Regions from separate parts of the Mus musculus genome. Here region 1 is linked to region 2. Evidence: chromatin loops called from intact Hi-C (ENCODE). Cell type or tissue: left cerebral cortex. All regions are shown on one strand. Links, peaks and the distances in the headings refer to the core of each region. The heading gives the core; the rest is flanking DNA. Region 1 overlaps Tbc1d2 (TBC1 domain family, member 2). Region 2 holds the start of Anks6 (ankyrin repeat and sterile alpha motif domain containing 6).

Region 1 (11,517 bases), core at 1,333-9,332, 440 kb before region 2:
GGCCGTCTTTCCGTTCAGTGGGACCAGGCACACTTACCTTGGTCCCTTCATACAGGAAGGCATCCCAGACCCGCAGGAGGATGTCACTGATGAGAGAGTCGGCGAAGACCACGAGGAACCAGTTGAAAGTGATGAGAGAGAGGTCTACACGGTGCTGCCCCAGGTGCGCAGTCAGTCGGGGCAGCTTCTCCGAGAGGAGGTCCTGGAGCACCCGCTGGTCCACCTGGGAGGCAGAAGAGGCCTGTCACTTCGGCTGGCTCCCTCTCTGCCTGCTCTTCAGGCCCCACGTCAGAGGTCCTGGGCAGGCCTGTTTTGTACTGGGAGTGGTGTGTGTGTGTGGCAGGTGCAGCAACATCACCATGCCTCCCGACACTTGGGCAAAGCAACAGGCTTTGCCATGGGTCTCTCTGTGGGTAAGTCCTTGGCCCCTTTACCCAGCCAATGTCCCCGACAACTAAGTTGTCTCATGTTTTCAGGAACAAAAGAGACTTTTCAAGGTGGCTTCTCTAGACCCATATTGGTCTGACTCTTAAGATGCTTGGCGGACACTTGGGGTGAGGGCCTGAGACAGATACTGATATCGCAGTGTGTCCTGACACATCAGGTGGCAGGAATCTAAAGCAGGAAGCTGCAGGCCACAGCTGCTAGTGACCTCTCCTGGTGGTTCTACCTTATTTATTTCAGTGGACATGGCTACTGTTACTCCTGGGACAGATCCCTCCTCCTTGGCAGTGCCCTGATCTGTGTCCCCTCCTGCTCCTTCTTGCCTAGAACTGTGACAGTCCTCCCTGTGCAAGTCTGTCTGGACATCAGTGTTGCTGTGGTGAGTACCCAGGGATGCCCTTCCCTCCCTCCCTTCTTCCCTCAGAGGCATGACCTCGTCAGAGCCCCATGTGAGTCACCAGATCTATGATGAAATGGGACCAAGAACTGCCTGTGATCCACAGTACAGCAGTCAAGGCAGGGCAGACTCCTCCCTCTGTTGGTAACTGGGGACACTAGGTGGGGTCCCCGGCTGCCTATCGTCTCTGTTCTGAATGTAGCCAATTCTCCAAGGTCAAGGTAAACCCAAAGCAAGCTTGATGCTGGTGCTCAATGCATCTCCCTTTCAGAGATGTTAAGACGCAACAATGAGCTATGGTATTTCCCAGCCGGCCTTACTGTAGCGGGGCAGACCTAAGACATGGTTCTAACCAAAAGAAGACAGAAAGGAGAAACTGCAGACTGAAACTCCAGCGGCCACCTGTCTGCTTCTGGCGTACACCACGGCCACAGACGGGGTTGAGGGTGGCACAGCCCTCTTGTAACCAACTGGTGATGAACATGAGGCTGGCGGAGCAGGCAGCCGGGGGGAGCCTGACCCTGCGGCATCAAGGACCATACTTGGTCCCTTCCTCTCCATGAGGCCAGGTGCAGTCCCTTCTGTCTGAGCTGGCTCTCTCCTTGCAGCTGCGCTTGATCCCTGCCATCTCAAAGGGCACCCAGGAGGAGCGGTGGGTGTCAGACATGGCAGCAGGAGGGGAGAGAGCGGGGGGGGGAGGGGTGAAGGAAGGATGGAGGCTGAAAGGCAGAAGGGTTGCCTCAGCAAGAACCCGGTAGGGGATGGGGATATGACTTAACAGTTCTTAAGCCCACAAAGTGACCTTATTACTATTCTAGAGTAGGCCAGCCTGGGGTTCTTTGCCTGGTTCGGGGCAGCAACCCTCCCCGGGGATGTGGCATCCTCACCCCAAGCCCACTGCCCAGCCCACCATCACGTGGTCTCTCTCTTTTCTTGACTGGGAGATGGCAAGGGATGTTGATTTCTGTCTCCCTCCCCAGAAAGCAAAGCTTCCCGGGGGCATGGCGTCACCACTGGGCCAACTTGCAGGTGGGTAGGACCTCACCATCTTACAGGCCCTCAGTGCCAAGGGGCTTCTAGCAGATAGAGAGGGTTCAAAGGCCACTGTTGTGTTGGAGAGGCAGAGTCCCAGGATCTGCTGGCCTGAAGGAACTCCTCTGGGGGAGGGGGTTGCCTCGGGCGGGGCCCGTGTACCACCCTCCTGCTCACCTGGGATGCAGTCAGTGTCTTGCTGTAGTACTCAGCCGGCAGTATGGTCTCCACAATGGCCACCAGGCACCAGAAGGCACTCTCCTCATCTTCTAGGACCAACAGGGCGATGGCCGCCAGCCTGCAGAAGAGGGAGGAGCCAGGAGTGACCGACCCATAGCAGTTACAGTGCTGCGTGGCAGAGAGAGCATCCTGGGGGCCTGGGTTGAGTCCTCCCATATGGCACTGGGCTAGCCCGAAACCCAGACCAGGCTGGTAGTCATGGCGCCCGGGGTGAGAGGTTTGGAGGATGCTCACAGGTCAACGTCCAGAGCCGTGGAGATCAATTCAGAACAGAGGCTCTGAGGCTGGGTTGCCTGGATGGAAATTATGGTAAGGATTGTTTCCTGGGTGGCCTTAGGTAAACTACTTAACCTGTCTCAGCCTCAACCTCCTCATAAGCATCAGGGCTGGGTGAGGACCAGTGCTCAGCGCTGTTGGCAGTCAGCATGTTTACTGTCCACCTGGTGCATGTAGCGCAGTCAGTGCTCGGTAAGTACTGGCTACCTTCACCTTCGCGATGGCAAGCTCTGAGAGCCTGTGAGGGACACCGCCCACCTGTCGGGGCTGTGTGGTCCCAAGGGAGAGCAGACCTTGTGCCTTTCTCGCTGGCACACCCTGTGCTGAGCACACACAGCCTTTCCTCCTATGCGCCTTCACCAGTTATGAGGTCCTACTGAGACCGGGGGGCGGGGGGAGGGAGGACAGACAGACAAGCCTTGAGCTGCGTGGGGACATCTCCCCCGAGAGAAGCACTCTGCTTCTTCCACCTTCCCTGAGGGGACACATCCAGGCCGACCCAAGAGACCACTCCCCAGCTTCCATGGACCCTGGCAAACACACAGCCCGTCCCAGACACTCTCCGAGGCTCAGAGTGCTTCAGCAAAGCCTCACGACTTTCTGTAGCAATGAGCCCAAAGGACAGACACTCTGACACAGGGGGGGGGGTTTCTGGGAACCATGGGGTCCTTAGGTCTGAGGGCAGCCCTCTTCAGGGCATCTGTAGGGGAAGGGGCTGCACTGGAAGTCATGGGCTCTCTGTGCAATTACAGAAGCTTTGGTTTTTATTTTATTTTAATTTTTAAAATGTCTTCCTGACCCTTTTTTTAAAAAAGATTTATTTATTTTATGTATGTGAGTACACTGTAGCTGTCTTCAGACACACCAGAAGAGGGTGTCAGATCTCACTACAGATGGTTGTGAGCCACCATGTGGGTGCTGGGAATTGAACTCAGGACCGTTGGAAGAGCAGTCAGTGCTCTTAACCTCTGAGCCATCTCTCCAGCCCTGATTATTATTACTCTTATTAATTATTTTGAGACAGTCTGGCCTAGAACTTGCAATCCTCTGGCCGCAGTCTGCGGGTGTTGGCATTGCAGGCGTGCACCACCCCAGCCTGCACTGCAGAGCCTTGCAGAGCCTTGCAGAGCCAAGTGTTTGTTTATGTGTCTTGGGGTTCTTCATGGTTTGCGTTCATGGCCTCCATTTCCTTTTGAGGTTCATGGCTTAGAACAGGACTGTTTCCCCCCAAACAAGGAACGTGCGCCCTTCCTCCTCAGCCGATTGCTCGCATCGGGAACGACCCGCTCCTCGCCCTGTCTGGCTCTGCCTTCCATGGGTATTTACACAAACCCTCCTGACTCTGAGCTGAGTGCAAAAAGAGAAAAACAGCCACAGGTCTCCTGGGACATTGGAGGCTCTTGGAGCAGGGGGAGGGGACCCATAGAGGTCACCAGGTTCAAGAACAGAAAATGTCCTGTGTGACAACTACCACTCCGTCCGTGACCAGGGGAGACACATGTAATCAACCATGGAACTTTTGGCTGTTGAGCCTGAACACTACCCTAGACATTCCTTCAAACGGGTCTCTGGTAGGTTCTTCTTATGGGTTACCTCTGGTCCAGGCAAACATCTTACTGCACAGATGGGGAGAGCGGAACTCAGAAGGCAAAAGTGGCCATCACTTAAGATCATCTCGGCAGAGGGGACCAATCCCGGATGCCCAAGTCCAGCCTGCTGCTGTCTGTCCTAACCCACCCTTTTCCCACAAAGCTCAGGATGTCCTCAGATCAGGAACTCCAGGCTGTATTGTCTTAGACTTCTGCATACAGATGGCCAGTTATTGGAGGGTGGTTCCTGCCAGGACTCACCACTGCTGAGGGGGGGGGGGGGAGTACAATGGGACACCACCTGAACAGGCCTGCAAAGGCATGTGCAGAGGGCGGCAAGAATGACATTTAGTGCACTCACATTATTCTCATGGGGAAATGGACTTCAAATGCTTGCTCTGAGCTGGCAACACACATCTCTGCATTATCTGTAACCCTAGGAACAAGCTGCCTTAGGTGAACTGTTTATTCGGCCACAGTGCATGCAGTTCTAAGATTGACCACTAGATGGCGACACAGACAGCCATAAGGGACTTGAAGCTGCAAAAAACATTACCTCTCTTGAGATCAAGGCAGGCTCTAGTGTACATAGCTTTCTATTTAAAGCAATAACATAAATATTTGCGTGGATACCAATTATGTGTGCTTGCATATCAATTTAAGCAAAGGTTTCCTCAAGAGATACACTGAAAGGCACCTGCCCCCTTTTGCTTCAAGTGTCCTCCTGTGGCCACCTTCTTGTTGGTCTTACTTCCCTCTATACCAGGGCATTCTGTTCCTGAGGCTCCTACCATGACAGCTTTCCCTGTCCTTTAGCCATTAGCCAACCTCTGGAGTTCAGATCCCCTGTGTGGCTAAGGCCTCCGGCCTCTGTAAAGGACACTGGATTAGAAAAGCTTTGGGGGTAGCCCAGCTCCCACTTAGAGGGTGGGTTGTAGGAAGGACTGGGCATGGGCCAATCCAGGGCCAGAGGCTGCTGGGCTGCCACGCACAGTGAAATTCTGGACAGCTTCTATAAGCTCAGGTCTCAGCTGGAAGATGGGGCCCCCACCTCCACCTGCAGGGTCAGAGCTTAAAACTCACCACTCACCTAATCCCGGAGCTTCTGGTCCTCATAGCTTCTGTTTCCATTTTATTTTATTTTATTTTTGAAAGTTCTGGGGGTTAAACTCAGGGCCTTGCATCCTACCATTGAGTCACGGCCTTGGGTTCCTCTCCTTTCCTTTCCTTTCCTTTCCTTTCCTTTCCTTTCCTTTCCTTTCCTCTCCTCTCCTCTCCTCTCCCTCCCCTTTTCTTTTTCTTTTTTGAGACAAGGTAGTCCCTACATCATGCAAGCTGTCCTTGAACTCAACTCTAGTCCAGGCAGAAAGGCCGTGAACTTGTGATTCTCCTGCTCCGGCTTCTTGTGGTGCTAAGATTTTTGGTCTCTGTCACCAGCCTATCTTTACGCCACCTACTCCTGATTTTTGGTCAAGAACTCACTAGCACTCACTGCTTTATTTGCTCTCATGTGTATCTACGTGTTCTTACGTGGGGTTATGTGCACCACGTTTATATACGTGTCCATGAAGGCCAGAAGACCGCATCAGATCCCCTAGAGCTGGAGTTATGGGTGGTTTCAGGCCACCGTATGGCTGCTGGGAACCTGAGCCTTGTCCTCCGACATAGTTTAACTGCTGCCAGACTATGCTGGCTAGAGTTTTGTCAACTGGACATAGCTAGAGTCATTTGGGAAAAAGGAATTTCAAATGAGAAAACACCTACAGGCCAGCTGGGGAAGGCATTTTCTTCGTTAGCATTTGCTGTGGGAGGGCTTGGCCTACTGTGGGTGGGGCCACCTCTGGGCAGGTGGTCCTGGGTGCTGTAAGAAGGTAGGCAGAGCAAGCCATGGGAACAAGCCAGCAAGCACCGGTTCCTCTAGGGCCTCTATACCAGTCCCCGCTGAGGCTGAGTCCTGCCCTGGCTTCCCTGGAGGATGGACTGCAAGCTGTGAGATGAAATTAACTCTTTCCCCCTCAAGCTGCTTTTGGTCATGGTGTTTTATCACAATGATAGAAGCACCAAGACACCATCTCTCTAAGCCCTCTGAAACTTTTTAAAACAATTACATTTATGTGTGACTATGTATGCACGTGCCAAGTGTGCGGAGACCAGAGGACAACTGTGGGGGCTGATTCTCTCCCCCGCCATGTGTGTTCCATCCGGGGTTCGAGCCCAGCCGACCCCTTTACCTTCTGGGCCATCTTACCTGTCCCTTCACAGCTATTCTGAAAGAAGATTCGCACGTGTCCCTTCTGGAATTTAACGTATGTAGAAAGGACTACACAGTCTTGCTGGGTTAGTAAGAGAGGGTGGGCTAACAGATATCGCCTGTCCCAGGCAGCACAGCGATAGATCCCGACAGTCGTGCTGAGAGAGGTCTGGACTGAGCTACGGGGCTGCTGGGAGTTTAACTCACAAATCCCAGAATTACACACACATGCTCAATTTCACTCACATTTAGACTGGAAATAGAAATGCAGAAAGTCTCTGCCCTTGGGACCCATTGAAATATGAGTGAGGGCATTTTGAGCGCTGACTCTGTGCTAGATAAATGCCACGCATCACCTGTTCTGAAGGGAGAGCAGACAGCCTATGTAAAGTCAGCTCGAGGATATGTGTGCTCGAAATAAATTGAGTCAAACTTGCTTTGGGAAATATCGGAGATTATGCAGTTTCTATGGCAATAACCAGGGGACTCCTGAGAGTCCCCCAGTGTTGGAGAGGACGGCCACCTCTACCAATGGAGTGGTTCTATCCTCAACGTGATCCATCTCCCTCTGTTGCTGACCAGAGTCAAACAGACAGTAACCCAGGGAGATCCGCTTTCTGAGCTGATAGCACTCCTGCAAACACGGGGACCGTTCCTAAGACCCGCCAGACATTCTGCAGGAAGTGTGGCAAGCACCAACCCCAAAGGCCTGGGTTCTGAGATAAGAAACGGAGGCACAGGCACGCGGGGAAGAGAGGGCTGTGTTCTCACCTCCGTGGGGCTCACCTGTTCAGGCCTTGGCAGTAGCCAATGGTGGGGTTCTGCCAGGAGAAGGCCAGAAGCACCCGACGGAGCTTGTCAGGGAAACTGGAGGTCGGGCAGGTGAAGTGCTTGTTGGTGGGGAAGGTCCGGTTGAGGTCCAGCTCGATCTGACGAGCCGCAGGATGCTCACATGCCCGGCCCCGGGCTAGAAGCTCTTGGTAGCAGCCGGGAGCCTGCAGGTGCCTGACACGGCGGTGGACCAGCCACCTCCAGACTCGGGGACGGTGCTCTCGGGGCACCCCTGCCCGAAGCAGCTGCTTGAGCTCAGCTGAGGGCGTGAGCTCCGTCAGGGTAGCCCAGCGGTCCCGTAGTGGCCTCTCCACAGCCTCGTGGGCCAGCAGGTGGTGGGAGCGCACCTCCAAGGCCTGGATCTTGGCTAGCAGTTTTAGGTCTTCCATCTCGTAGTCTGGCACCGTCAGGAAGCCATAGTCGTCGTACTCGCTGATGGAAAAAGGACCACGTTAGCACGGCTGTCCCTGGATGGGCTCGCACCCTGGGTGCACTGAGACCACTCCAGAGCCTGGCCTCAGTTTGCTTATCTGTACAGTAGGGAGAACCTCCTGAAGATTCGGAAGATCCCCTCGGTAAACAGAAGAGCCAGGAGAGATGCATTCACTGGCTGCAGTTCACTGTGTGAGCCATCTTAGCCATCCCCAGGGAGCCTGCGAGGTGGGGCTCCTCACCCCAATTACGTGGGTGCTGAATACAGAGAGCAGAGAGGCAAAGTGACTTGCTTAGGGACACAAAGCAAACCTGGAAGACAACTGCCAGTGACCCTGGAGCCCAACAGACACAACTTCCTGCTTGCTGTGCCCAACCAGGGTCTGGCTGCAGGAGGCAGCTTGAGTAATTGTGGGCGCGGTGGCTATGTGGTCTGTGTGCCTCCAACAGGCCTGCCCCCCTCAGCTGTGTGTCCCGCATCCTATGTGCCTGAGCCTGGGGAGCCCACAGCTGTGTAGTGCTGGCATGTGTGGCCAGCGGCACTAGCGACAAGGATCTCACCATTACCGCTCAGCCCCTCCCTGGTTGCCCACTGGGTTCACCTGACGGGGCTCAGCCCCACGCTGTCCGCCTCTCCGGCTTCCCACTGCAGGGCCTCCTGGATCAGCTGCTGCAGCAGCTCAGGGAAGTCACCAGCCTCGGCTCCTGCTGCCTCCTGCAGCCTCCGAAGCCCGGCCAGGTACTTGCTTTCTACCTGGCAGTTCCTGGCTTGCAGGTAGGCGCACTGCGAGAATGGAGCGGCTGGTCAGGCATCTGGGCTGCTTAGGCTACCAGAGCCATGAGCAGCTTTGGGCCCTCCCTATTCTGCTTCCCCTGCCCACCCCTCTCCTGGACCTGCAGATAGAGAAAGGAGGCCATGGCTTACAGCAGGGAAGTGAAAGAGACCCAGGACTAAGGAGGGAGTGGGATCAAAAGGAGGCCAGGGGCAGATGTAACAGGGGTACAAAAACAGGATCCCACTCCCTCCTCGGTCCTGGGTCTCTTTCACTTCCCTGCTGTAAGCCATGACCTCCTTTCTCTATCTGCGGGTCCAGGAGAGGGGTTGGCGGGGGAAGCAGAATTGGAAGGGCCCAAAGCTGTTCGCGGCTTTGGTAGCCTAAACAGGGGTAACGTGGGGTCTCCTCAGGAGTCTGGCAAGGATCAGCCAGCCTCATGTAAAAGCCTTGCCCGGTACTGGGCACAGAGACAGTTCTGCGGGCTCAACCCTCAGGGCTGCCCCTGCTGCCCTCACTGTACTTTCCTCCTTCGGCTTTCGGGGGACCCTCTTCCTCAGCCTGGAGTGTGCCCCTGCACTCCCATCCCTATCTCCACTTCAGTGAACAAGTCAGCCGGCTTTGGGTGAGTCAAGTGTGCCCTCTGGGCCTTGCTTTCTGTCTCTGTGAGACGGAGACAGTGGAATTTTGGCATGACTGTTGGGTCATCTCAGTTCTCATTTTGGCCTCAGAGCTGAAGCTGCCAATGCTACCGTCCTGCCCAGGCACCACCTGCATGTGTCGATGGGCACTTCAATTCAACCCTCTGGGGGAGCCTTTGGCCTTCCTACCCTCCTGGTCTCTCCCTGTCCACCTCTTTCCTCTCACTGAGAACTTCCTGTGTCTTGTTTCCAATGCTTCAGGGATTCTGGAGAGACTCCAGACCGACTTGTATGCCACGTCTACCTTCTGCAAAGCTGCCACAGGAGTGACAGGGCTGAGAGATTAGGGAAGGGGAGGTGGGGCGGCAAGGGGCAGGGAGTGGAGGAACACGGATGTGGCCATTGGCCCCGGTACCTTGGTCAGCAGGGCTTTCTCCTTCTCCGCCACCTTCCTCCAGATCTTGGTGACCTGGTGGATCTCAGAGTTGAGGAAGCGGTTCTGGGTCCGATATGCTTCCATGTCATCCTGGAAAAAGAGCAAGGTGGGTCAGCAGTGGTGCCGCAAACATCCTGCTCTAGGGAAGTCACCCTTAAAGGAGCTACTGCTAAAACTTCCTTCCCGAATGACACAGAGAGGGGGTGTGAAAGACTTCTCCAGCGAGATGTGGTAGGGAGCACCCTAGACCTGGAGTTCAACATGGCTGCCATTGCTGGACCATTCTTAGCCTCTGGTAGTCCAGGCTGGCTTCCAGCGCACTAAGTTGCTGCCGAAGACCTTGAATTCCTCTGCATCCTGCCTCCCCCTCCATCATTCTGGGATATGGCATGGCCTCCCGACCTGCCCTGGATGTTTTTAAATCAGCACACAGCGTCAGGTGTTTGCAGCTGTGTGCATAGCTTCTTGTTAAGCATCACTTTGTACACATGCCTGTGTGATGCTCAAGGGTTTTGCATACTTTTGACCAGAGGACTCAAACCCAGCCTGGGTGGCATCCGAGGACGGGCGCTGCCCACTGCCAGCCCCTTCTTTTTCCTTTCTGTTTGCCTTTCTGGTTTTGTGTGTTTGTTTGGACACGGTCTCATGTATCCCAAGCTGGTCTTGTATCTGCTACACAGCTGAAGCTAGCTTTGAACTCCAGACCCTCCTGCCTCCATCTCCCAAGTGCTAAGACTGAGGCTGTGTGGAGTGGATGCAGTCGTGGACGCAGTCCTGAGCAGAACCACGTCAGGGATGCCAATGCTGAGAGTCATTCTCCCCTGGTGCGGCTGCATATAATGAACCCACGCTACTGGTACATCGGCGCACGCTGGCCAGCCCAGCCTAGCTCCTCTGTGTGTGTCTGTCATTCCTTCCTTCCCGTGTTGTCCCTGTTGGGTCAATCCCAAGGCTGTGCAGGTCTTGGCAATATGCATATTCCACCACGCATGGCTCTCCTTTGCTTTTCTTGAGATGGTCCTATCACGTGTCCCGGGCTGGTTCCTAGTTCCTCCTCCTGCTTCAGCCTCTAGAATAGCTGGGATACACAGGTGTGCACATCCAGTCTGAGTTCCAATAGCTATTTTTTAAAACACAAATGGGAAATTTTCTATAGCTAAGTTCCATATCTGTATCTATATACATGTGTGTGGGCATGAGTGTATATTTTAAAAGATTTAATTATTTTACGCATGAGTGTTCCATCTGCATGTACACCTACATGCCAGAAGAGGGCATCAGATCCCAGTATAGATGGTTGTGAGACACCCACCGCGTGGTTGCTGGGAATTGAACTCAGGACGTTGCTCTTAACTGCCAAGCCATCTCTCTAGCACCTTTTAAAGTATGAAGCTTCGGTGATAAATAGCTCTGAGCTCTCCCCGCACAGTCCAGCACACAGTGGCAGGTGCTGCCTGAGCAGAAGCTGGGTGAGTCACTGGTAGGTCTACATAGAGCTACAGCTGTGGCTTACAGTCTTTGTTTTCCATTGAGAAGAACATTCCAGAAGCCATTCAAGCATACTGCCCGCTTATATCCCCTGAGAACCCAGGCTTTCCTTTCCTACCGGGGAAAAGCCCCAGGTTGTTGATCACTGTGTGTGACTGCCACAGCCCATCTGTTCCCCCAGTCTGCTTGCTGTAACTGATTACGGGGGTTCTTACCCAGCACCTGGGATAAGCCACAAGCACCTAGGTGAGGGCTTAAAGTGCCTGTCAGTCCTGCAGTCCCACTGTGTGCCGTCTGTGGGCGAAGTGTGAAAGTAGCATTGTTCCCATTTTACAGATGAGGAGGCAAGGATCTAATGGTGAACCCCTCAGTGATGCAGCTGGTGTGGGAAGAGAGCAAGGATCCCAACCCGGGAATGTCCAACCCACGGCAGGCATTCAGCAACCAGCACTGCCTGCCCAGGGACATGCAATCCTGCTCCATGCTCCCACCCCGCCCAGGCTGAGCACAGACACTCTGCAGACTTTGAGAATATGGCCACATAGGGGGGCCGTTTCCAGGTCAAAGGGAAAGGCAGGAGGTGCTCAGGCAGGGAGGTGGGTGTGAGCGCCCCCTGGAGCATAGTGGGTGGGAATGGCGGCTGGGCAGCTGCCAATCAGCTTGGTGCCCTACCTTGAGTACTCTCCT
Region 2 (11,517 bases), core at 1,083-9,082:
GCAATTCCTTATAAGTCATGGGGCAGAAGCTCAGAGCAGGGGACTGACTAGGTGACAGCCTTTCTGGGCAGCTGTTATCCCAGGCTTTTGAAAACACTGCAAACTGTGGGGTGTATTTACCTAGGTTAATAAAAAAAAAAAGTATGGTCTTGGAAAATGTTCATTCTGTAAGAATTTGAAAAAGAAACTGTTAAACTTCTAAAATCTAACTACAACTAACTAAGTTCAAGGTCAGAGAGCCCTGTGACACTGGATCACTGAGCTCTGGAAGTAATGGCTGTGCCCCCCACCCCACCCCAGAAAAGCACCTTTTCTTTCTTCCCAGGCACTTGAGTGCGGTGCCCCGCCAGTCTGTGGACAATTGTCAGGCCAACTGCCCATCAGACATGTTCACACTGGGCTCTGACCCTTGGCCTGGTGCAGCGACTCCCTGTCCACCAATGCAAGCCTCTGGCCTGACGTCCACGCCGCACCAGGCCCAGCAGTCATCCACGAACAGGAAACAGGCATTCCCTAAAGCCAGTGAGCATGCTGAGCAGCACAGGCAGGGCTCCTGAGCCTTACTGAACTCCATGAGGGACACCCATGGCTCTGGGCTGGCTGGGAGGAGCAGTGAGCCTGAGCCCCACGTGAGCCAGAACGCACGTTTGTTTCTGCACTGGCTGCCCCACTGACATCAGCATCTGTGCCACGGAGTTGTCTCAAGGAGCAGCAAGTGACATAGAAAGGAGGTGCTTCAGAAATGTGAAGCCTATCAAGGTACCACTGTGCTAACTGGCCTCCAGCAGCCATCCCAGCCAAGCTGTAAAATGGAGTAATACCGTGACTCTCAGTATCAACTACAGCCAGGGACACGGAAGAACAGGGCTAATTTTGCCTGTGAAATATCAACACATGGAGCCATATCGTAGTCACTGAAAAAGCACCTCTGGGGGCTGGAGAGATGTCCAGCAGTTAAAAGCACTGGCCACTCTCCCAGAGGACCCAGGTTTGATGACCAGTACTCACATGGTGACTCATTGCAGGGGCTCTGGTGCCCTCTTCTGGCCTCCTGGGGCACCAGGCCCACATGCAGTACACAGACATTCATCCAGGCAACACACCCATATACATAAAATAAAATCTGTAGAATTGTAAGTGCCTTCGAATTGCTTACGAGCTCCGTTTGCTGAGGCCCGGGGTTTCTGAGGGGCAGGAATGTCACCAATCTTATTGCTGGATGCTAGGCAGCCACCTGGTACCATGAGTCACTAACAGTCCATCCTGGCTCTTGATGCTAGGACAGCTATTTGCACTGATAACCCGCACTGCTGGGCTGGGCCTTTCTTTATTCTGGGCTTCAGTGGTGTTGTCCAGGGACTCCACCACGTCCCAAGGAGAGGACACCTGACCCAGCCTCTGCACAGCATGAGACAGAAGAATGTCACAGTCACCGGGCAGCTTTGGTTGGGACAAGAAAGAACACAGGGAGGCCAAGATCTTGTGTGGGTGGATTTCCTGCATTTCCAGGGAAGAACGGTGTGTGAGTGAGTGTGTGTCTGTACTGCTGATGACTTAAGGACCTACGGTATGACAATCAATCGTGCAGCCTTCACGGCTGTGGTGGTCCCCTGGGGTTAAGAGCACTTGCAGGACTTCTGAGGTCCACTTGTGGTTATCTTCCCTGGGTGGCCATCCCTGCCATCTCACAATGCCTGGCACAGCCAGTCTGGCTCTCTTCTCATCTGCTGTTCTCACTCACGGCACTAACCTCTCCCACATGGTCATTTATTTCCTACTTATAACCTGCCTTCCCCTACCAAGGGGAGGGATCTGGCTCTCAACTGTTCGCTGGCACATGCCAGGTGCTTTGAAGGGCGCCTGGAACATAGCAGGCATCCCACACTAGCAGAGAAACTGAACTTCCACTGTTGGGAGCTATGCACCGGGGACAGACATTTCAAAGTACAACTGTCACAAGAGCCTGGCAAGAGAAATGCATCTATACTTCATGAAACCTGATACTAGGATCCCCAGGAAGCTGACACCGACACCGACACCGTGACAGTGATCACACGGCCCACCCTGAGTGGGCAAAGAGAAGCTCAAGCCAGGTCTGGCAGAGTCAGCACTTGTCACCCACTTTGCTCAGTGCCCAGGCTGTGTGTGACACTATTGAGCAGAGGTTCCAAAATGCAACATGCTGTGTGACTACTCCTCTAAGAACAACCCTAAAAACAACAGCAAACAAACACGAGACTGCCAGGAAAACCCAGACTTGGAAGGGAACCACTGCACACTCACTACGAGTGACCTGGTCCCCAGGGACTGGTGGCCAGCACCTTCCAGAACAGGGGCTACAAACCTAGGCTTGGGACCAACCTGTCCCAAGTTTGTCTCGGCACCCAGCACAAGGCCACACTCACTCACTTACATTCTAAATGCAGCTGCTCTCACTCTAACAAGGGCCAATAATCACTGGTCAGCACCTACATAGCCCAGGAAGTCTAAATCTTCATCACCTGGACTTTTACAGAGAAAACTTTGCCGGCTTCTGTTCTAGAGGGATCCTTGGACCACTTACATCAGAGCCAGCTGAGGGAGGAAGGTCAGGTAGAGAGAAAAGGCCTCACTGTACAAGTTCACAGGCTCTACCTACTCCCAGCAGTACCTGGTCATGTTGGGAAATGTGTAAGGCCTGTGTGTAACCGGCATTCATAGGTACTGTGTAGCTCAAAGCTCATGGCCTGCGTGCACTCCTTCTGCACACATTTTTAGTTTGGCAAACCTTGGCTTGTGCAACCTAAACAATCATCTCTGTAAAGCCACAGCAGGGACCAGGGTGTTGGTGGGGGGTGACTTTTGGGGGAAGTGGTGGGAGGTGGGAGGGTAGGGGGAGGGAGTGGGGAGTGACTGGGCCAGTGGTGGGGAAGGGGGTTGGCCTGACCTGTTTTTGGCCTGACAGTGGTCAGTGGGTCCAGGTATTCAGCAAGATCCCTGTACTTGCGGTCGAGAGCAACCTCGAAGGCAGTCTTCTCCAGTACACTGAGGTGGTCAGGGTTGGCTCCCTTCTCCACCAGCTGCTGCGCCACATTCAGCTTCCCAAGGAGGGCTGCCAGCATCAGAGGGCTCCAGCCCACAGTCCGGGCTGTGTGGTTAGGGTCCGCACCCCACTCCATCAGCAGACGTACCACGGCCTCGTGCCCATGCTGAACAGCGGCCATCAGGGCTGTAATGCCCAGCAGTTCATCCCCGCTGCCTCCCGTTGCTGGCGACTCTCCAGAAGGGGTGTGGTGGTCCACAATGGCTCCCGCCTCTAGCAGCAGCTTCACCACACCCAGGTGGCCACCCCGAGAAGCCACGGTGAGCACACTGGCACCCAGCCGATTCTGAGCATTGACATCGGCTCCATGATCCAAAAGGAGGTGTGCCACGCTCACATGCCCACACCTGCCGGGAAGATGGGGGTTGTTGACACTGAACAGAAAATGCTGACAATCGAGCAGTTCTGATGACCCTCACTAATGTCAACTACTGCAGGCACAGGGGCTGTTCACAAGGGATGACCTCAGCCTGGTGTGGAACGCCATCAAGGAAAACTTCTTACACAGGCTTCACACATGTACCCATAGACATGCAAACATGCATATGTGTGTACACACACAGAAAATAAATGGACACAGTAGTGCGCGTACATAATCCCAGCAGTGGAGGCGTGAAAACAAGTGGGTCGGTGTAACCTGCCCGCCTGCTCTCCATGCTCCAGGCCCATGAGAGACTGTCAAGAAAACAAGGTGGGGGTCTGCAGAGACAGCTCAGCAGTCAGGACTTGTTGCTCTTGCAGAGGACCTGGATGTGATTCCCAGTACCTACTTGGTGGCTTACAACCATCCGCAATTCTAGCTCCAGGGTATTTGAAGTTGTCTTCCAAACTCAGGGGGTACCAGACAAATACGTGCACAGACATGCAGGCAAAACAGCATACACATAAAACAAAAGAAAATAATCTAAAATTTAAAAAAACATATACACACACACACACACACACACACAGGCACACATTTACACACACTGAGGACAGATCCATCTGCCTATACCACTCTGCCCTCCACATCTGAGTTTTCTGTACTCTGAGTTATGGCCTGCTAAGCTGTCTCTGCCAGTGCTGATCCCCTCATGTTCCCTTTGTGGTGATTCATATCTACCCTCCTCAGCCCCCACCATCACCTGCACATCCCAGTGTGGCAGCTGCCCTGGGCAAAAGGACTCTGGCACCTCCACGGAGCCCTACTGCCACCTGCTGGCAGGAATGTTTACTGCAGGTGACTATGAGCCTGGTGTAGTCCCATCCTTCTCAAAGAAACTCCAGCTATGGCTGTATTCAGGGCCCAGAGAAGACAGACAGGCTCCTGCCAACTCCCTGACTCCAGGGGGAGGACAGATGCCGCTTCTCAGTGGGCAGAGTTATGTTTTAAGGTGTGAGGTCTCTGAACGGAGAGTGTCCAAGCTAAAGAAGGTTCCTCCTGGCTAAGGGGATAGACACAAAGACAAATCCAGGGAAGGGGGTGTCAGAAGACTACAGTGCAGTGGTCAGGCTTGGAGGCTGAGTTGTCGCTCGGCCCTCCTTTGTGGAAGTGGATTTTGTGCTTCAGCGAAAGCTCAGGGCTTCCTTCCCTGAAGGAGGCAGGGCCAGGGCTGAACTCTGGTCTGAGGCTGCAGCTGAATATAAAATACCTTCTGGGCTGTGAACCTTGACACACCAGGCTGCCTCCTGCAGTGTGCAAATGAGAACCTGGTGATCTGGCCCCCCAGCCCAAGGCAGGATGGGGGCCTCTTCTCCCGAGCAGAGAGGTGGGTGAGGAAACACACTCCCGTGCAGAAACTGCAAACTCAAGCCCCCTCCCGCCTCCATCCCTTTCCCTGCTGTCTGTCCTCCAGAGAGCCCCCACCCCCACCCAACCCTCCAGGTCCCTCCCACCTGCCCACAGCCAGGAGGGCTGCCTACATCACTGATATTTCCCAGCCCCTTTCTGCACCTTCCTACCCTCCTTCCAGGCACTCCGTCATGAGCGTGACTCACAGGGTCCTGCCAAGCAGGGTGCTGTGCCTCTGTGCTGCTCAGGGCCCGCTCCCATCTCGCCAACTCTGAGCAGTTTCCTGGGCTCCCATCTGAGGACCCCCCAAGTCTGCAGCTTCTCTCTGTCTAAACCTGAGCCCTCTTTCAAAAACTGTTTCTTGCCTACCTGATTGTAACTAAGGACAGGGTTAGGGGACTTCCCTGGTCACTAGCACAGGAGATGGCCCATGTTAGGGTTCAATATATTCATTCGGTCTATGAACTGATAAATGAACGTACTCATTGACGACAGGGAAGGGAGGTCTGAGAGAGAGAAGGCAACCAGGGGCTGCTTTGACCGCCACTGCAGTAGAGTTAAAAGCTCCCACCGGTTTTGGGAGCACAAAACAAACTCTAGTGTAATCTCTAGCTGCAGATTACAAGGTACTTTCAGATTCTTATCTCATTTGAAATCCGGAGATGTACACAGTGCCTCCCACTTCACAGATAAGGAGGCAGCAGAGTGGAGCAGAGAGCAATTAATCTCAATTTGAAAGTGACAGGACCCAAACCGGCCCCAAGAATTTCAAATCGCAGCCCCTCCAGCCTGCCCGGTTCCTACCGGGGAAGCAAAGGGACTGAATTTGAGCAGAAATACTGAATTTTGCAATGTTTTCTGAACTCCCAGGTAGCCCTGGAGAGCATTCAATTAGGCTGAAAAATATAAAATGATCCAACGGCGCCCTAGATAATTTTGCGTGTGTTCATTTTCTAATAGGTAATTACTGAAAACGGGGCTGCTGGGGGCTTCTGAGCAGGTGCTGAGGCTGACAACTAATTTCAGCAATTAACACCTGTGCTTTGAGAGCTGGCACACGATCCTGCCACTCAGAGCACCTGGCATGAGTGAGGTAAAGACAGAAGTGGGTGAAAGGTAAACGGGCCAAGGTGTGGCTAGACAACCTCGCCATGCTGTCCCCTGCTCAGAATCACTACCAATGCCCGAGGGGAGTTGTCAGTTGCTGGATTCACAGCTCTCCGGCCATCCATCAGTCTGTGAATCTGACTCTGTCACTCAACTCACCTTGTGGCTGTGGACAAGTTACATAGCTTCTCTGGACCTCAATTCCTTGTCTCTAAAGGGGGGTCAACAATGATACATACTTCCGAAGGTTTGGGGTGGACTGAAGGAATGAATCCATTTAAAGCAATAAGCACGGTGCTGGATACAAAGTGGGTGCTCAAGAAATGCCACTGTTAGCTGGACCCAATGATGCGGGCAGGGCTGATGTAGGGCAATTAGACCTGCTCGAGCTACATAGTAAGTTCAAGGACAGCCGGGGCAGTTCAGTGAGCCTCTGCTTTAAGGGCCGAGGTGGTAACTCTGTGATAGCATGCTTGCCTGCCAAGTACAGGCCCTGAGTTCATCCCCACTACTGGGGAGGGGGAAGAAAAGAATAATCTATTTTTGCAAATAGGAACTACGGTTCTACTTAAACCATAGGAAGCCATTGTCTCCAAGTGCTGACACAGGGTCTCTTCGGCTTGCCTCATGGACAGATGTTGGAAGGCACAACAAGATGATAAACACAAGTCCACTTAGGCAGGCACCGTGGGTATCTGGAGCACTGTCCAAGGATTCTAAGAGGAGCACAAGAAAGGAGAGTGGCCATGCACAGGTCACCCTGACTTGAGGGACAGAGAGACCAAGGGACCCACAAACTGACCCTCAACGAAGTCTCCCTACACTGGACTCTGACCCTGAGCCTCCACCTGGACCAGGGAGCAGACAGCTCAGCGCATCTCAACCCATCTCAGAGTGCAATGGAGTCTCCTGTGAGGAGACTTAAAAAGTGTCCAGGCCCTGGCGAACAGGCATGTGTGAGTTCTAATCCTCTCCTCACGGAGGTACCTCCTACCTTGGGCTCACAGAACAGTAAGGTGAGTATCGTACTAATACTCTCAAAGCGGCACCTCTTGGGGCCAGAGAGATGGCTCTGCAGTGAGAGCACCGGCCGCTCTTCCAGAGGCTCCAGGTTCAGTTCCCAGCACCTCTCTGGCTGCTGACAACTGCCTGTAACTCCACTTCGAAGGGCTCTCATGCCCTCCCTCCTCTTGCTTCTGAGGGCACCAGGCACGCATGGCACACAGACAGTGGTGCAGGTAAAACACTCTCACTGATGAAACGGTAATTAGGAAACAGCGCTCATGGCAAACTGAAGCACAAAAAGACAGCCCAAAGCATCTCAACTACAAAGTGTCAAAGCTGGAGTGCTTGGACCGCAAACCCCAACTCTTTTTACCCTACCAACGGAAGGACTCTAACAGGCCCAGGCACCGCACACAACTGCCGGCGGGGTTTGCCCTCCTTCCTTCTCTCTCTCTCTCTTGCTAAGCCGTTACATCACTCACATTCCAAAAGCTAGCCACCAAGGTCTGTTAGCTCATTTGGCTACTTCCCTGTGCCTGACCAACATACCCAGTTTCAACTATGAAAATGCCCAGGTCTAGCAATCAAAACTCATTATTTGGCTATACTGGCTAATCTGTCCAATCAGGACTCACCAACTAACTCACCCTAGCACAGATTCCCTGTTTTCTCCTTAAAAACCATTCCTACGGGGGCTGGAGAGGTGGCTCAGTGGTTAAGAACACTAGCTGCTCTTCCAGAGGTCCTGATTTTCATTCCCAGCACCCACATGGTGGCTCACAACCATCTGTAATGAGATCCGATGCCCTCTTCTGGTGTGTCTGAAGACAGTGACAGTGTACTCACATATATAAAATAAATTTTTTTTTTTTTATTTTAGAAAATCACTTCTGCAGAGACACCTGCTGCTGTCTTTGCCGGATTCAGAAGCAGTTCCCCCCTCCCCCATCCTCTGGGCTGACTTCAGGGTCCTTTCACCAACTTTTATACAAGAAAGTCCTTTGAATCTGTTAAACTGTTAATTAACCATCATGGTTAGGTTAAGTATCCTGCCCATCAAGATAAACAGGAGGTGATGGGTGTGATGGTGCACACCCAAGTCCCAGCACTGGGGAAGTAGAGGAGGCTCTCAAGTTTAGAACCAGCCTGATCCACATTAAGGCAATAATAATCAGACATCATGATGATGATGATGATGGGGAAGGGGAAGAAGAGGAGGAGGAAGAGGAAGAAATAATTAGATAATGTGGACAATTCTGAAGAAGATGAAGAAGGAGGAGGGGGTGAAGGAGGAGGAGGAGGAGGGGGAGGAGGAAGAAGAAGGAGGAGGAGGAGGAGGAATAATAATAATAATCAGATAATGTGGACAATTCTGAAGAAGGAGGAGGAGGAAGAGAAGGAGGAGGAGGAGGGAGGAGGAGGAGGAGGAGGAGGAGGAGGAGGAGGAGGGAAGAAAGAAAGAAAGAAAGAAAGAAAGAAAGAAAGAAAGAAAGAAAGAAAGAAATTAACCAGATGATGTGGACAATTCTGCAGAACTTGGTAAACAGCAAAAAAATAGGTGACAGGGGTTGGTGGCACTGGGACAAGCCAGTGCTGCAAACCATGACAAGCAAAGCTTTCAGCAAATGCTCAGGGCTTGCAAGGTCTCTATAGTGGGTGGATCTCAGAGAGAAGGTGTACACCTGGGCCTCTCCAATGTACAAAGTCATTCTGAGCGTCTTTCTCACAACCCTTCCTGTTCCCCACCTCTCTCCTCAGCTTCCGAGTCACGGCCTTCAGAAAGGTAACCCCAGGAACCCCATGTGGAGAGACATCCCAGGGAGTCTTAGGTATAGCCAGGGTTGGGTGCACAGCGAGCCAGCCTGGTATGGTGAGACCAGAGACCATGGCCACATCAAGGAAGGCTTCCTGGAAGAAGCTAAGCTTGAGAGAGGAGGGGCTTTGCTGAGAGCAGAAGAGGAGAACTCAGGCTAAGGGTTCTGTGGAGACTCCCTGCCAACACACATTCTGATATCTAAATCTCAGGGTCTCACCAGTAAGGTGGAAAGATAATCTTGTTTCAGCTTTTTATTTATTTATTTATTTATTTATTTTGGTTTTTCGAGACAGGGTCTCTCTGTATAGCCCTGGCTGTCCTGGAACTCACTTTGCAGACCAGGCTGGCCTCGAACTCAGAAATCCGCCTGCCTCTGCCTCCCGAGTGCTGGGATTAAAGGCATGCGCCACCACGCCCGGCTCAGCTTTTTTAAAAAGTACAAAGTAATGCAGAGAAGGCCCGGATGAAATCCAGGCCTGAGCCTAAGAGACCAGGGCGGATGTACTGACAGATGTGGACAGACAGAAGTGTCATCCTGAGTCTAGGGCAGCTGCTGGTGACAGGCACAGCCAAGCACTTGTTCCAGAAAGATCTGGAAGCTCTTCAAGGGGGCAGGGGCAAAGGTATACCTGGAGCAGAGGAGTATGGTGGGAGACAGCTACAGAGGTATCTGCGGACAAGGGTGAGGGGATGGAGAGGAAGACGGAGGGGGGTGCATTCTGGGGATATCACAAGCCATTGAGGGGGTACCTAGGCAGGAGAAGGCTCACCTGGAGGAAGAGTAGATACTGCCCCTAAGGGGAAAGGGACCTAGGAAAAAGGTTTTACGGTCACCTCTGCTGCCCTGGCATTCTCCACCGGTACAACCTGCTATGTGACTGAAAGCTATGCTCACTCTCAGGACTCTCCCTCTAGGGCTAGAGAGATGGCTCAGCAGTTAAGAGTACCTGCTGCTCTCAAAAAGATGCCAGGTTTGGTTTCTACCATCTGTGTCTGTACCTCCAGTTCCAGGATACCCATCGCCCTCTTCTGGCTTCCCTCAGACACCAGGCACACATGTGGTGCACATATACACAGGCGCTCATACACATAAAATAAAAACAAATCTAAAAACAAAACAAGCATTGTCTCTTTTCTTGTTTTTTTACAGCTCAGTATATTTATACGAGTCAGAAATCTAGAGATGGATTTTGCTGCCTCTCCCAACCCCTTCGCAGGGTCACACAACCACGAGGATCAACTTCAGGTTTATCCAGGCCACTAATTGTCTCTTCCTTGGCTGCTGTCTTCCTAGCCAGCCTTCCTGACTCTGGCCCATCTCTCTGCCTATTCTCACAGGTGCTGAATGTAACTTACCCGAAACAAAAGTCTGTTCCGGTCACAGTGCCCTGTGCCTTCCACACTCCTGATCATCCTTAGATTGTGGGTTTCTGTTCAGCCCCAATCTGGCACCTACTTTCTTCCTCCAATGGTGGGCTTGTCTCCAGCCCCCTCTGGGTCGCAGCATCCTCCCAGTTGTCTGACCACCTTTCATCACTATGTGTCTGCAGTGTGCTTGTTCTCCCTCGCTTCCTCGTTTTCCGGTCCTGGATAACTCTTACAAATCCTCGAGTCTTAACACCTCATTTCCACTAAAAATCGCCTCTATTCCTCCAACTGGGTCAGCTACTACTGTCAGACCTTCCAGATCAAGAATGCTACTTTATTTACCCACCCACCCCACTCATATCCCCAAAATAGGGACTTAATTGGATCCCAGTTATCTATTCGGTCAACCCCCAAAGCCAGGGTGAGTAGACAGATTCTTAGGAGACCCTTGATGCAAAACGGAATGAATGAACGTCTAGAAGATGCACTCCGCAGCCTCCACACTGTTCAGAAGCCAAAGTTTCTAACATCCCTAATCTTGTGTTTCTGAAACCGCCCTTTTATTTCCATCATACAGATGACCAAAAGGCAAAGCTCCAAGTCTGCCATTCGCACTCTCACGAGTCCCGGACTCTCTCCTTCCCGGTCCCCGCTCACCTGGCCGCCTGCATGAGCGCGCTCCAGCCGTAGTGGTTGCGGCTGTTGACCGAGGCTCCGCGGCGCAGCAGGAACCTTACGAGTGGCTCGTGGCCACCGGCCGCCGCCAGCTGCAGCGCCGAGTTGCCCGCCTCATCGGAACAGTCCACCGGCACCGGCGCCCCGGCCTCCGCTGCCCGGACCGCCTCGGGCCCTGCCGGCTCCGCTCCCGCCTCGGGCCCCGCGACCGGGTCCGCGCCTGGCTCCAGCAGGCGCCGCGCCGTGTCGGTGTCACCCTGCTCGCAGGCGCGGAGCAGCAGCTGCAGGCCGGGGGCCAGCGCGCCCTCGCCCATCGCTGACCGCCCGCTCCGCGCCGCCGCCCGCTCCCACCCCGGGGCCGCGCGCGTGCCCGCCGTCCGCAGGCCCGCCCCCTGGGTGCGCGCGCGCCTCCGGGGTCGCGCCTGATGGGTACGCGCGCGCAGGGCCCGCCTCCCGCCTTGGAGGGTGGGCCTGTGACTGTGCGGTCACTCTTCAGTCTTCCTGTTCGTTCCTACTGAATCCGACCTCTGGGCCTAGCTTAGAACTCATCTCGCATCTCTACCGACCCCAGACCGGCCCGCATTTCACTAGCGCTCCCTAAACAGTCGCAGGCTGAATCGGGACGAATGGGTCAGCCCCGTCGTTTGCCGGAGCAGCCCTGCAGTGCTGAGTTCTTCATCTGTGTCAAGCTAC

What was found. A loop is a pair of places that touch in the nucleus more often than their neighbours do. Peaks named below come from ENCODE experiments on the same cell type or tissue, not always from the same donor. Only the 100,000 strongest peaks of a DNase experiment are listed, where the experiment ranks them.
Region 1: it touches region 2 in a loop (4-fold over the local background); 5 of 42 quality-filtered maps call a loop at or near these places.

The regions. Positions count from the first base shown.
Region 1 is chr4:46,606,933-46,618,449 of GRCm38, forward strand. Tbc1d2 (TBC1 domain family, member 2) reads right to left here. Exons shown (of 13, transcript NM_198664.3): 7 at 9,322-9,432; 8 at 8,095-8,276; 9 at 7,016-7,492; 10 at 2,051-2,171; 11 at 38-223. Gm31850 (a long non-coding RNA gene) reads left to right here. Exons shown (of 4, transcript XR_001784279.2): 2 at 56-1,493; 3 at 1,822-1,870; 4 at 2,147-3,196. Among named protein-coding and RNA genes, the nearest start is that of Gm31850, 5.9 kb to the left of the region's middle. In left cerebral cortex, for the core only: a CTCF peak has its summit at 4,475 (motif pointing right); DNase peaks (open chromatin) are centred at 4,484 and 5,842.
Region 2 is chr4:47,046,143-47,057,659 of GRCm38, forward strand. Anks6 (ankyrin repeat and sterile alpha motif domain containing 6) reads right to left here and starts at 11,164. Exons shown (of 16, transcript NM_001356426.1): 1 at 10,807-11,164; 2 at 2,927-3,429. The coding sequence starts at 11,138. In left cerebral cortex, for the core only: a CTCF peak has its summit at 4,286 (motif pointing left); a DNase peak (open chromatin) is centred at 4,274; H3K27ac peaks cover 408 bases.